2 separate regions of the Mus musculus genome follow, and region 2 is linked to region 1. Evidence: chromatin loops called from intact Hi-C (ENCODE). Cell type or tissue: heart. All regions are shown on one strand. Each heading gives the region's core, and the rest is flanking DNA. Links, peaks and the distances in the headings are about the cores only.

Region 1 (5,524 bases), core at 348-5,347:
TATATTGGTGTATTTGTAACATTTTTTATAATCCTATAGACATTTTAGGAAATATGAAAGGTAAATTGTAACTATGTAGAAACACCTATTACTCATTTTTCCCTAGCTTTTTTGGGGGGTGCTTATCTCACCCCCTCTTTTTTTTGCCTAGTCCAAGACTATACTTTTAATTTTTCATATTTCTTCAATATTTTTTATTTTTGAGATTATAGTCACATAATTTCTCCTTTCCTTTTCTTCCCTCCAAATCTTCCCCTATACCCCTCTTTGCTGTATTTCAGATTTGTGTCCTTTCTTTTCATTAATGATTTGTGTGTGTGTATTTACCTGCTCATTCTGTATAATGGTATTCATGGTTCTTGTCAGGGCTGATCACTTAGAGTCGACTAATCAATTGGTGTGTTCTACCCCGGAGAAGAATATTTCTCTTGCTCTCAGTTTCCTGTATGTCTTTGTGCAAGGCTGAAGTCTCCTGGGCTTGCCGGGTCCATTTGGGGGCGTCTACTGTTGTTCTTGTTTAGCTCATGTTTGGACAGTTCCTTGAATACTTTTTGAGCATAATTAATTTGTAAAATGAATTAGTTAAGGGCAGCAAGATGTCCCAGTCCTAAAGGTCCACCAAGCTGCCAAGGGTTTACTGAAGCTCAGTGGTGGTTTGAATAAGAATTGCCTCAAAAGGCTCATTTGAATGTTTTAATCACCAGGGAGTGGTACTGTTTGAAAGGATTAGGAAGTGTGGTCTTGTAGGAAGTTTGTCCAAAGCCCAAGCCAAGCCCAGTCTCTTTCTTTCTCTCTCTCCATCTCTCTCAGCTTCTACTCCAGCACCATGCTTGCCACCATTCTCCCCACCATGATGATAAAACCCTCTAAAACTGTAAGCAAACCCTAATTACATGCTTTTCTTTTCTAAGAGTTGCCTTGGCCATGGTGTCTCTTCACTACAATAGAACAGTGATTAAGATAAATTCAATCTCTGGAATCCATAAAGTGAAGAGAAAATCAGCTTCCATAAGCTGTCTTCTGACCATCACTTGTATCATGATAAAGAGTGCCCCACCACACAAAGGAAATAATAATAATAATAATAATAATAATAATAATAATAATAATAATAATAAATTAGTTAAGTGATATATACCATTGAAAAGCAGATATACCCCACTACCAGAAAGGTAGAAAGGTCAGCAACAGGATGGTGGACCTCATGGCCTACATGGCCTCCAAAGAGTAAGAAACCCTGGACCATCCACCCCAGCAAGGACACTGAGAGCAAGAGAGAGGCCCTTAGTTGCTGAGGAGTCCCTGTCCCAACTCCGGCCCCCAACACTGAGCATCTCTCTCACAATTTCCATTCCAGAACCCCATAATAACAGGAGGGGCCTAGGGAGCTCTCCCTACTCTCTTGAATACTATCAATAAGTTTGCTGTACACCCCCCCCACACACACACACCCCAAAAATAAGGAAGGAAGGAAGGAAGGAAGGAAGGAAGGAAGGAAGGGAGGGAGGGAGGGAGGGAGGGAGGGAGGGAGGGAGGGAGGGAGAGGGAGAGGGAGAGGGAGAGGGAGGGAGAGAGAGAGAAAGAGAGGAAGGGAGGGGAGGGGAGGGGAGGGGAGGGGAGGGGAGGGGAGGGGAGGGGAGGGGAGGGGAGGGGAGGGAAGGGAAGGAAAGGAAAGGAAAGGAAAGGAAAGGAAAGGAAAGGAAAGGAAAGGAAAGGAAAGGAAAGGAAAGGAAAGGAAAGGAAAGGAAAGAGGTGAAAAGGTGGCGAAGGAAAACTGTCCTGTGGTCAGAACTTAAGGAGAAGCCCAAAGCCCACACTGCCTTGGGCTTTGAAAACAGCCACTTGAAACTGCAAACAGAAATAGAATGGATGCCTACATTGTCAGTTGAGGCAGACCCCAGAATCTTAAGGACTCAAAAAGGCCCTTTTAAGTTCTTCACATACAGCTTCTGAATTCCATTCTGTCCCCATCCCATTGGCAGCGCCACGCACACATTCTATCACCAACAACTGCTTGTAACATCTACATATTTCTCTAAATAACATACTGTACTCTATGCTATTTAATTATTCCTTTTATGCAGCTGAAATGGGCATCTCTATATTTATCCAGGGATCCTGCTGCTTTTTAGGGCCACACAAAATGAAGCAATGCCTTTTCTGTGATGATACCTTTAAGATCACATATTCTCAACAAACTATGTAATCCCCCAGCACTTGGAAGATGGAAACAGGAAGAAGACCAGGAGCCTGGGGCTACAAAGGATTCTATCACAAACAAACAAACTCAAAGATACAATCTCCCTCAAGTCTGAATCCTTCTACTTCACTGACTCCACAAGTAATTAGTTTTCCAGATTTTGTTTTGTTGATGTACAGGATGCTCTAGTTTTGCAAAGAACCTTCCAAAAAAGATTTGTTATATCAAATGTACTTCCTAAGAGGAAGCTGCCATGGAGTAGATTCTAAAATAACCCCAAGGATCTGCCTTCTGGTAATCCCCCTGGTAGACAGGAAGCTGTGACATTCTATTAATAATTCATAGAACACGGCAAAAAGGTGGGACGTCACACCTCTCCACTCTATCTCATATGAGTATGAGATGCCTTCGCTCATGATTCTCTCTTGCTGGCTTCAGGGACATGTGCAGCCATGTTAGGAGGACACATGGCAAGAATGGAAGCACCACCAGCCAAGATCCAAGAATTCAAGGCTTTCTGTCCAGTGACCCTCAAGTAGTTGAATGTGCGAGCTTAGAAGCTGGCCTGTCACTAGAGGAGCCACAGAGGGGCTGTAGCTCCAGCTGACATTTCAGCTCTATCCTTATGAGATCCTGAAGTGGGAGCCCAGTCAAACCCTGCTCAGATTCCTAATCCACAGAAGCTAGAGATGGGCCAGCAAGGTGGCTCAGTAGATAAAAGGCTTGTGTGGCAAGTGCAACCACCTGAGTTTGATCCCTGGGTCTCATCATGGAAAGAAAGAATGAATTCCTGAAACTGTTCTCTGACATCCACACTGCAAACAATTACCTGTATGCACAGGAACACACAACACACACAGAACACACACAAAATGTATTTTAAAGAAAAGAAAAGAAAAGAAAAGAAAAGAAAAGAAAAGAAAAGAAAGCTTGATATTGTGTTGTATGTCTCTGATCCCAGCAACCAGGAAACAGAAATAAGCAGATTTGGTCTATAGAGAGTTCCAGATCTGCCAGGTCTACCAGGTGAGACCCTGTCTCCCAATATATAAACATATAAATATAAAAAGACAACTGGGGATAACAGATGAGGTTGCTTCAGCCATGGGGCAGGGCACATTGTTATGCAGCTGCTAAGTATCTAACAGATAAGGGGAAGATACTAACCAGACTTCTGTAAAGAGATAAACTTTCAAAAGCCAACAGTGGCCAGGCATCATGACACTCCCCTTTAATCCCAGCACTTGGGAAGCAGAGGCAGACAATCTGTGAGTTCCCGCAATCCCTCCCAGGAGAACAATAAAATCTTCCCACTGACAGGGAAGAAACTCCATTTCAACCTTTGTCTTCTAGTTAATTTCCTGGAATCATTGAGGAATAGCTTCTCTACTTTTTTTTTTTTAAAGAAAGATAGGCAAGATAAATATCCTGTGTCCAATTTATAAATGAAAGAAATACAGAAAAGAGGAAACAAAAAGCAAAATCAGGATGTGCTAGAAGAAAAAAACAAAATAAAATGTGAAGAACAGCCTACAACAAGATTACAGTGGAGTTGTCTCTCCTGCCAGAGGCAGCTTTTCCATCTCTACAGTGTATGTGAGAGAGACAGTTCTCTTATTTATTTATTTATTTATTTATTTATTTATTTATATTAGATATTTTCTTCATTTACATTTCAAATGCTATCCCCTTTCCCAGTTTCCTCTCCAAAAGTCCCCCCACCCCACATTGATGGCCAACTAGGCCATCCTCTGCCGCATATGCAAACTAGAGACACAAGCTCTGGGGGGTACTGGTTAGTTCATATTGTTATTCCTCCTATAGGGTTGCAGACCCCTTCAGCTCCTTCATTGGGAGCCCTGTGATCCACCCAACAGATGACTGTGAGCATCCACTTCTGTATTTGCCAGGCCCTGGTAGAGCCTCACAAGAGACAGCTATATCAGGGACCTGTCAGAAAAATCTCCATGCATGAAGATATGTCAGTAATGAACTACAGATGCTTCACATCCTAACTAAATCAAGCCAACTCTTTCAACAGTCAAATGCAAATTCAACTATTTTAAATGGTAATATAAGCAGAGTGTGTGTGTGTGTGTGAGAGAGAGAGAGAGAGAGAGAGAGAGACGGAGAGAGACAGAGAGAGAGAGAGAGAGAGAGAGAGAGAGAGAGAGAGAAACCTGTAAGTAGAAACAAATAGTGGATTACATATTAGGAGACAGGACAAACAGATTAGGAAAATAATCTTCTGGGCTTTATTTTTTTCTGGGAAATATATATATTTTCCAGATAGTCCTCTTAGACATAAAAATAGAGGTGGGTGGGCAGAAGTAAAGCAGATGGCTTTCTTCTGTGATGTGACCAGTAATGTCACTAGCTCTATATAGAAGACAACTGCAGTACTATAGAACTAATGCTACCAGAACTACTACGGCTTGTTAATACTAGCAAGATGACTCCTGGATGACAAACTTGTCACCTGATGATGACAAGTATGCCCAGTAGCTCCAAACTGAGAGAAAAGAGAACTCTGACTCTACAGAGCTACAGAGTTGTTCTCTGACCTCCATGTGTGCCACATCTACATATGCACATCACACATACACACACACACACACACATGCTCGCTCGCATGTAAAAGAAAAAGATGAAAGAGAAAGAGAGAGAGGATGAATGTTTAAGTATATAAGTATAATAAGTATACAAATCTATGGCCTTTTGTAGAAATTGGACAGGTGTTTGTTTGGATCTCAAGTCTCACGTGTTTTTTTTTGGGGGGGGGGTTGTTTTTGGTTTTTTGAGACAGGGTTTCTCTGTATAGTCCTGGCTGTCCTGGAACTCACTTTGTAGACCAGGCTGGCCTCGAACTCAGAAATCTGCCTGCCTCTGCCTCCCGAGTGCTGGGATTAAAGGCATGCGACACTATGCCTGGCTAAGTCTTATGTGTTAATAAAACCTAATGTCCAGCCCGTAGCACTATTAGGACATGGGAGAACCTTTAGGAGGTGTGGCCTTATGGGGATAAATTAGATCACTAAGAATGCGCCATTGAAAGGGGCCATGGAATGCCCTCTTCCCTTTCTCAGTGGTCTTCCCAGTGGTCCTTGGGCTCCACCTCAGACCCAGCAGCAAGCAGGCTGGACTGAAACTCTCAAATGTGAAATGAAAACCAACTTCTATACTTTTACTGTAGATTTCTCTCAGGAATTCATTACAGGAAGAAAATGCTGAACAATACAACAGAATAATACTTTTTTTTTTCCGAGACAGGGTTTCTCTGTGTAGCCCTGGCTGTCCTGGAACTCACTCTGTAGACCAGGCTGG
Region 2 (5,524 bases), core at 317-5,316, 61 kb after region 1:
GCTTCTGGGCACTCACATGCCCATACCCACATTCCAAAACATAATCTAAAACAAAGTAAAAAAAAAAAAAAAAACCTTTAAGAATAGGCAGAAGCCAGAAACAAAACAACCAACTGAGCTGGATACAGTGGCACTCCCAGCACTTGGGAAGCATGAAGAGGTTTGCTATGAATTCAAGAGTGGTGTCTCAAACCGCAAATATTAATAATAACAAGAAATTCAATAAAAATATGTAAAATGGGGTTGCAAGGATGTCTCAGAGGTTAAAAGCACATACTGTTCTTTCAGGCTCACTTCTGCCTGTAGCTGCAGGTCCAAGAGACTAGTTGCTTATGGTCTCGGTGGGTATCTGCACTCAACGTGTACATCTCAACCCACACACAAATACACATCACTAAAACTAAATTTTCTTTAAAACCCACACCAAATAAATGTAGAATGTTACAGTTTCAAATATCGACTTGAGAAAGTGTCTTCAGTTATTAAGACATCCAATGACTGGAATATAGTTTGGTTGTTGAAAGGCTTGCCTTGCACAAGTTCCCGAGCGCCGCCAAAACTCAAACAAAACAGCATGTTTATAAAGCATTCATAAAACCTTACACAGTGCAATTCTAACACACGTTAGACTGTGTTACCGTAACTCTAAACAAAATAACTTCACTTTTTTTTAATGCTATCAACTTGCTGAATGTTTGGGTGAACGAATACATTGTTCAATGAAAAAAAAAAAATCCAGCGATGAGTTTAGCTTCGATTTCTGTTCCCCCAGAAAGCATAGCGGGGGCGGGGGCGGTATTCAAGTATTCTGCATAAACTCACTGCCATTAATTAACCCCAGTTACAGAGGAGCAAAGGCAGGAGGAGAGGAACAAAACCCGAAAAGGGTGGGGGGTGGGGGGGAGAACCCACAGAAAGGTGGCTCGTCCTATCCAAGGAGAACTAATTAAAGCAGATTAATGGAGTAGGGCCATGTAGGGCTGGGAAACCAGTTTCCTGCCTTAATCTGGTGGTCTGAGAGAAAATTCGGTGGCGCTGGAAGCCAAAGATCAGCTACCGAGGAAAAGCAGCCTGGGCCGCAGTCGACTCGCTCAAATACCCTTGAGGGACCAGAGTCGCAAGGTTCCAACTCCGATCACCACCGGACACGCGTGAGGCAACGGGGGCCCTGTTTGCAGTCGGCTCCGGGGCAGCCTCGCAGAAGAACCCCCTCTTGCAGGCAGAGACTAGGAGCTGGCGGGGCAACGCCGGGCGAGCACCCGGGGCCAGGCCACTCGCACCCGCCGGGAAGGGTCGGGAAATCTGGGAACTAAGTGGCCGGCCGGGCGGGGACACCGCGAAGGCAGCCGGGGAACAGGCGCCAAGCTGCCGGGCTCGTTTATGGGGGGGAAGGAAAGAGTATCGGGGCGCGATCCGAAATGCACCCTCTGACTTCAATCCATCCCCCGCCTGGCGGAGACCGCCCGCCTCTCGCCAGGCTCCCCCGAGGCCCACAACACAGCCCTCCCGGAGCCCCGAGTCCCCCACTCACCCAGCTCCTCCGCCTGCAACCGGAGCGGAGCACACACGGCGAACAGCAGCGCCAGGACACTCGGCCCACCAGCCCCGGTCCCCATGGTCCCGCCGGACTCCAGACCCGCAGGATCGGCCTCCCGGCCCGGCTCTACACTGCCGCTGCCCGCCTAGGGCAGCCTCCTTCGCGGCCCGGCCCGGCGCGGCGCGGGCACACGGCACAGATCCCTCTGGGCGGCCCGCGCCCGCGAGAGGGCGTGTCCTCCCCGCCCTGCCCCGCCCCGCCCCGCCCCCTCCCCGGGGTGATCAGCCGCACCACCGGTCTCCCAAGGGGGGCGCCCAGTTTCCCCCTCACCCCACCCCGCCCCCGCGCCACCTGCCCGGATTCACTAGAAAATGAAAATCAAAAATTCACCTGGCACGCAGGCTCGCCAGAGCCCGGGGGTTCACCGAGACTCCGCCCCTCTGGCAGTTTGTCAGCTCTACCCTAGAGCTGGTCTGCCAAGGCTATGCAAGGCATCTGAAATCTGATGGGATGATGGCAGTTCAAGTCCATTCATTCATTCATTCATTCATTCTCTCTCTCTCTCCATCTCTCTCTCTCTCTCTCTTCATTCATTCCGTTGTTTAACTCAACTTTCTACGCGGCTGGGTGCTTAAATTCACTCGGCATTTGCAGAGCTTAGAAATAATCGCTCACTACAAACTGCAGTCTGTAACATGGACAGTATATTTGGAGCACATTTGGAGAGATCTAATTGGATGGTGAAAAGGCAGCTGGGAGCAAAGCGAGAGTAAAAGACAGAGAGCTGAGTTCGTGCCCAGGTTGTTCAGAGGATTAAAGGGCGGGAAGGGGCCAGTTGGAGCTGAAGCTCAGTAGACAGGTGGGTGCCTGGCCAGATGTGGGAAAAGACGTGCAGAGTAGGACCAGTAAGAGATATGTAAACTGCAGAGTCCCCAGAGCAGTCTGGAAAACTTCAGACTGAGCAATGTTTGAGGCGCTCTCTGAGGTGGTGGGAAAGTCTTGAGATTAGGTTCGATGGACCGCGGAGGAGTTTAGAGCCCATTACTGGGTCGTTCAATTGGAGTCCTGGTCGTCAAATTGAACAGAGAAACGGTTAATACTCGTTTTAAGGACTGTCACCTTTAGGTCCCCCCCGTGACTTTCCTCTGCGTGGCCACAACCTTAGCTCTAACTCACACACCACCTCGTGGCCTCTGGGAATTATTACATCTAGAGTGCGTCGGGGTGGGGTGGTCTCGGCAGCTGAGGAAGATCAGACCCTCCAAGGCCAAGTGACCTTTGGAATTTTCTCCAACTCCAAGCCTAAGCTGACAGGTAGGATAACTTTTTGCCTTAAAAATGTTTTGTTGTTTTGAGATTGAGGTTTATCGTCTGTGTTCTGAGGGCTTCTCTTGTCTTCCTGGCTGGTATTGAGTAGTTTGCTAAGTAGCCGGAGGCTGACCTTGGAACTCCTGAACCTTCTTCCCCCACCTCTGAGATAGGGGAATACAGGCAGGCCTTCATATCCTGCCTGGTTTACACTTTAACTTTTGAGATTCCAAGTGTGATTTGGCAGTGGACTTTGCACCTTCCTTTATGGCAACCTCAGAGGAAAGACTTACAGCTTTCCAACTGAGCCTTTCTTAGATCTGAGTGTAGAGCCAGTCTCTGACTGGGACACATTCGCTTGCCTTCATGTTAACTCTTCCCCAGTTGTCATAGAGAGGAAATAAATATGTATATGTCCTGGCTGGTTTTGTGTCAACTTGACACAGCTGGAGTTATCACAGAGAAAGGAGCTTCAGTTGAGGAAATGCCTCCATGAGATCCAACTGGAAGGCATCTTCTCAATTAGTGATCAAGGGGGAAAGGCCCCTTGTGGGTGGGACCATCTCTGGGCTGGTAGTCTTGGCTTCCATAAGAAAGCAGGCTGAGCAAGCCAGGAGAAACAAGCAAGCCAGCAAAGAACATCCCTCCATGGCCTCTGCATCAGCTCCTGCTTCCTGACCTGCTTGAGTTCCAGTCCTGACTTCTTTCAGTGATGAACAGCAGTATGGAAGTGTAAGCCGAATAAACCCTTTCCTCCCCCAACTTGCTTCTTGGTCATGATGTTTGTGCAGGAATAGAAACCCTGACTAAGACAGTATATAAAGATCGGGAGTGTAAAGGATGTACTTAAACAGTAGGCTTATCTTCAAATCAAAAGTAAATATACTTTTATGAAAATACTGAGTATCTTCATACACACCGTAAAAATTTACCTCAATAAGGAAACATTTGCTAGCTTCACCTTCTTTTCTTTCAAAAAATATTTTTTTTATTTTTTATTTTTTTATTTGGGACAGAACCTAACTATGCAGCTCTGGCTGCCCTGGAACTTACAGATATCCACCTGCCTCTGTTTTCCAGGTGCTAAGATTAATTTGGCTACCAAAACCGACGGTTTTTTTTTTTTCTTTTTTGTTCATTTTTTATCTTTTTAAATATTTTTACTAGGTATTTTCCTCATTTACATTTCCAATGCTATCCCAATATCCCAAAAGTCCCCCATACCCTCCCCCTCACTCCCCTACCCACCTACTCCCACTTTTTGGCCCTGGCGTTCCCCTGTACTAGGGCATATAAAGTTTGCATGACCAATGGGCCTCTCTTTCCAGTGATGGCCGACTAGGCTATCTTTTGATACATATGCAGCTAGAGACAAGAGCTCCGGGGTACTGGTTAGTTCATATTGTTGTTCCACCTATAGGGTTGCAGTTCCCTTTAGCTCCTTGGGTATTCTCTAGCTCCTCCATTGGGGGCCCTGTGATCCATAGCTGACTGTGAGCATCCACTCCTGTGTTTGCTAGGCCCCGGCATAGTCTCACAAGAGACAGCCATATCTGGGTCCTTTCAGCAAAATCTTGCTAGTGTATGCAATGGTGTCAATGTTGGAGGCTGATTATGGGATGGATTCCTGGATATGGCAGTCTCTAGATGGTCCATCCTTTTGTCTCAGCTCCAAACTTTGTCTCTGTAACTCCTTCGATGGGTGATTGTTTCAAATTCTAAGAAGGGGCAAAGTGTCCACACTTTGGTCTTCCTTCTTGAGTTTCATGTATTTCAAAAATTGTATCTTATATCTTGGATATTCTAAGTTTCTGGGCTAATATCCACTTATCAGTGAGAACATATCATTTGAGTTCTTTTGTGATTAGGTTACCTCACTCAGGATGATGCCCTCCAGGTCCAACCATTTGCCTAGGAATTTCATAAATTCATTCTTTTTAATAGCTGAGTAGTACTCCATTGTGTAAATGTACCACATTTTCTGTATCCATTCCTCTGTTGAGGGGCATCTGGGTTCTTTCCAGCTTCTGGCTATTATAAATAAGGCTGCTATGAACATAGTGGATCATGTGTCTTTCTTACCGGTTGGAACATTTTCTGGATATATGCCCAGGAGAGGTATTGCAGGATCCTCTGGTAGTACTATGTCCAATTTTCTAAGGAACCACCAGACTGATTTCCAGAGTGATTGTTACAAGCTTGCAATCCCACCAACAATGGAGGAGTCCAAAACAGACTTTTAATTAAAATTTTTAAATCACATTTTTATCTGTTGTGTGTGTCTGTGTGGGTCCACACACGTGGAAGAGAGTGGAAGAGAGGGATGTTTGTAAGAGTTCCTTCTGTCTTTCCACTTTGCAGGACCCTAGGCTTGAACTCGGGTTAGTCTTGCTTGACAGCTGAGCCGTCCCTCTGTCCAATGTCCTTCTCTTAAGTTCATTTCTAAGAAAGTGAATTTGGACAACTCCTGGCTGCCTCTAGCAAGTTTAGCTCTGAGAGCCATGAACGACGACAAGCAAAGATGACCAGGAGCATTGTTGACCACTGAGGAATCCATTGAGTCATGGGAGCCCTGGTGACCTCTTTCATCTCAGTCGATACTTTGATAGGAATAGTTTTATCTTTCTATATTGAAATCCTCAGCCAGATACAGGAAAAGATTGAGAATCTGGAGGCGGG

Evidence for each region. Peaks named below come from ENCODE experiments on the same cell type or tissue, not always from the same donor. Only the 100,000 strongest peaks of a DNase experiment are listed, where the experiment ranks them.
Region 2: it touches region 1 in a loop (5-fold over the local background); 5 of 42 quality-filtered maps call a loop at or near these places.

What each region holds. Positions count from the first base shown.
Region 1 is chr10:52,291,249-52,296,772 of GRCm38, reverse strand. All of the region lies in intron 5 of Dcbld1 (discoidin, CUB and LCCL domain containing 1), which reads right to left. Among named protein-coding and RNA genes, the nearest start is that of Dcbld1, 60 kb to the right of the region's middle. In heart, for the core only: no CTCF peak of the experiment used is centred there; a DNase peak (open chromatin) is centred at 2,652.
Region 2 is chr10:52,229,843-52,235,366 of GRCm38, reverse strand. Dcbld1 (discoidin, CUB and LCCL domain containing 1) reads right to left here and starts at 1,748. Exons shown (of 11, transcript NM_025705.4): 1 at 1,532-1,748. The coding sequence starts at 1,616. In heart, for the core only: CTCF peaks have their summits at 1,668 and 2,723; DNase peaks (open chromatin) are centred at 1,216, 1,846 and 2,696; H3K4me3 peaks cover 2,468 bases; H3K27ac peaks cover 1,388 bases.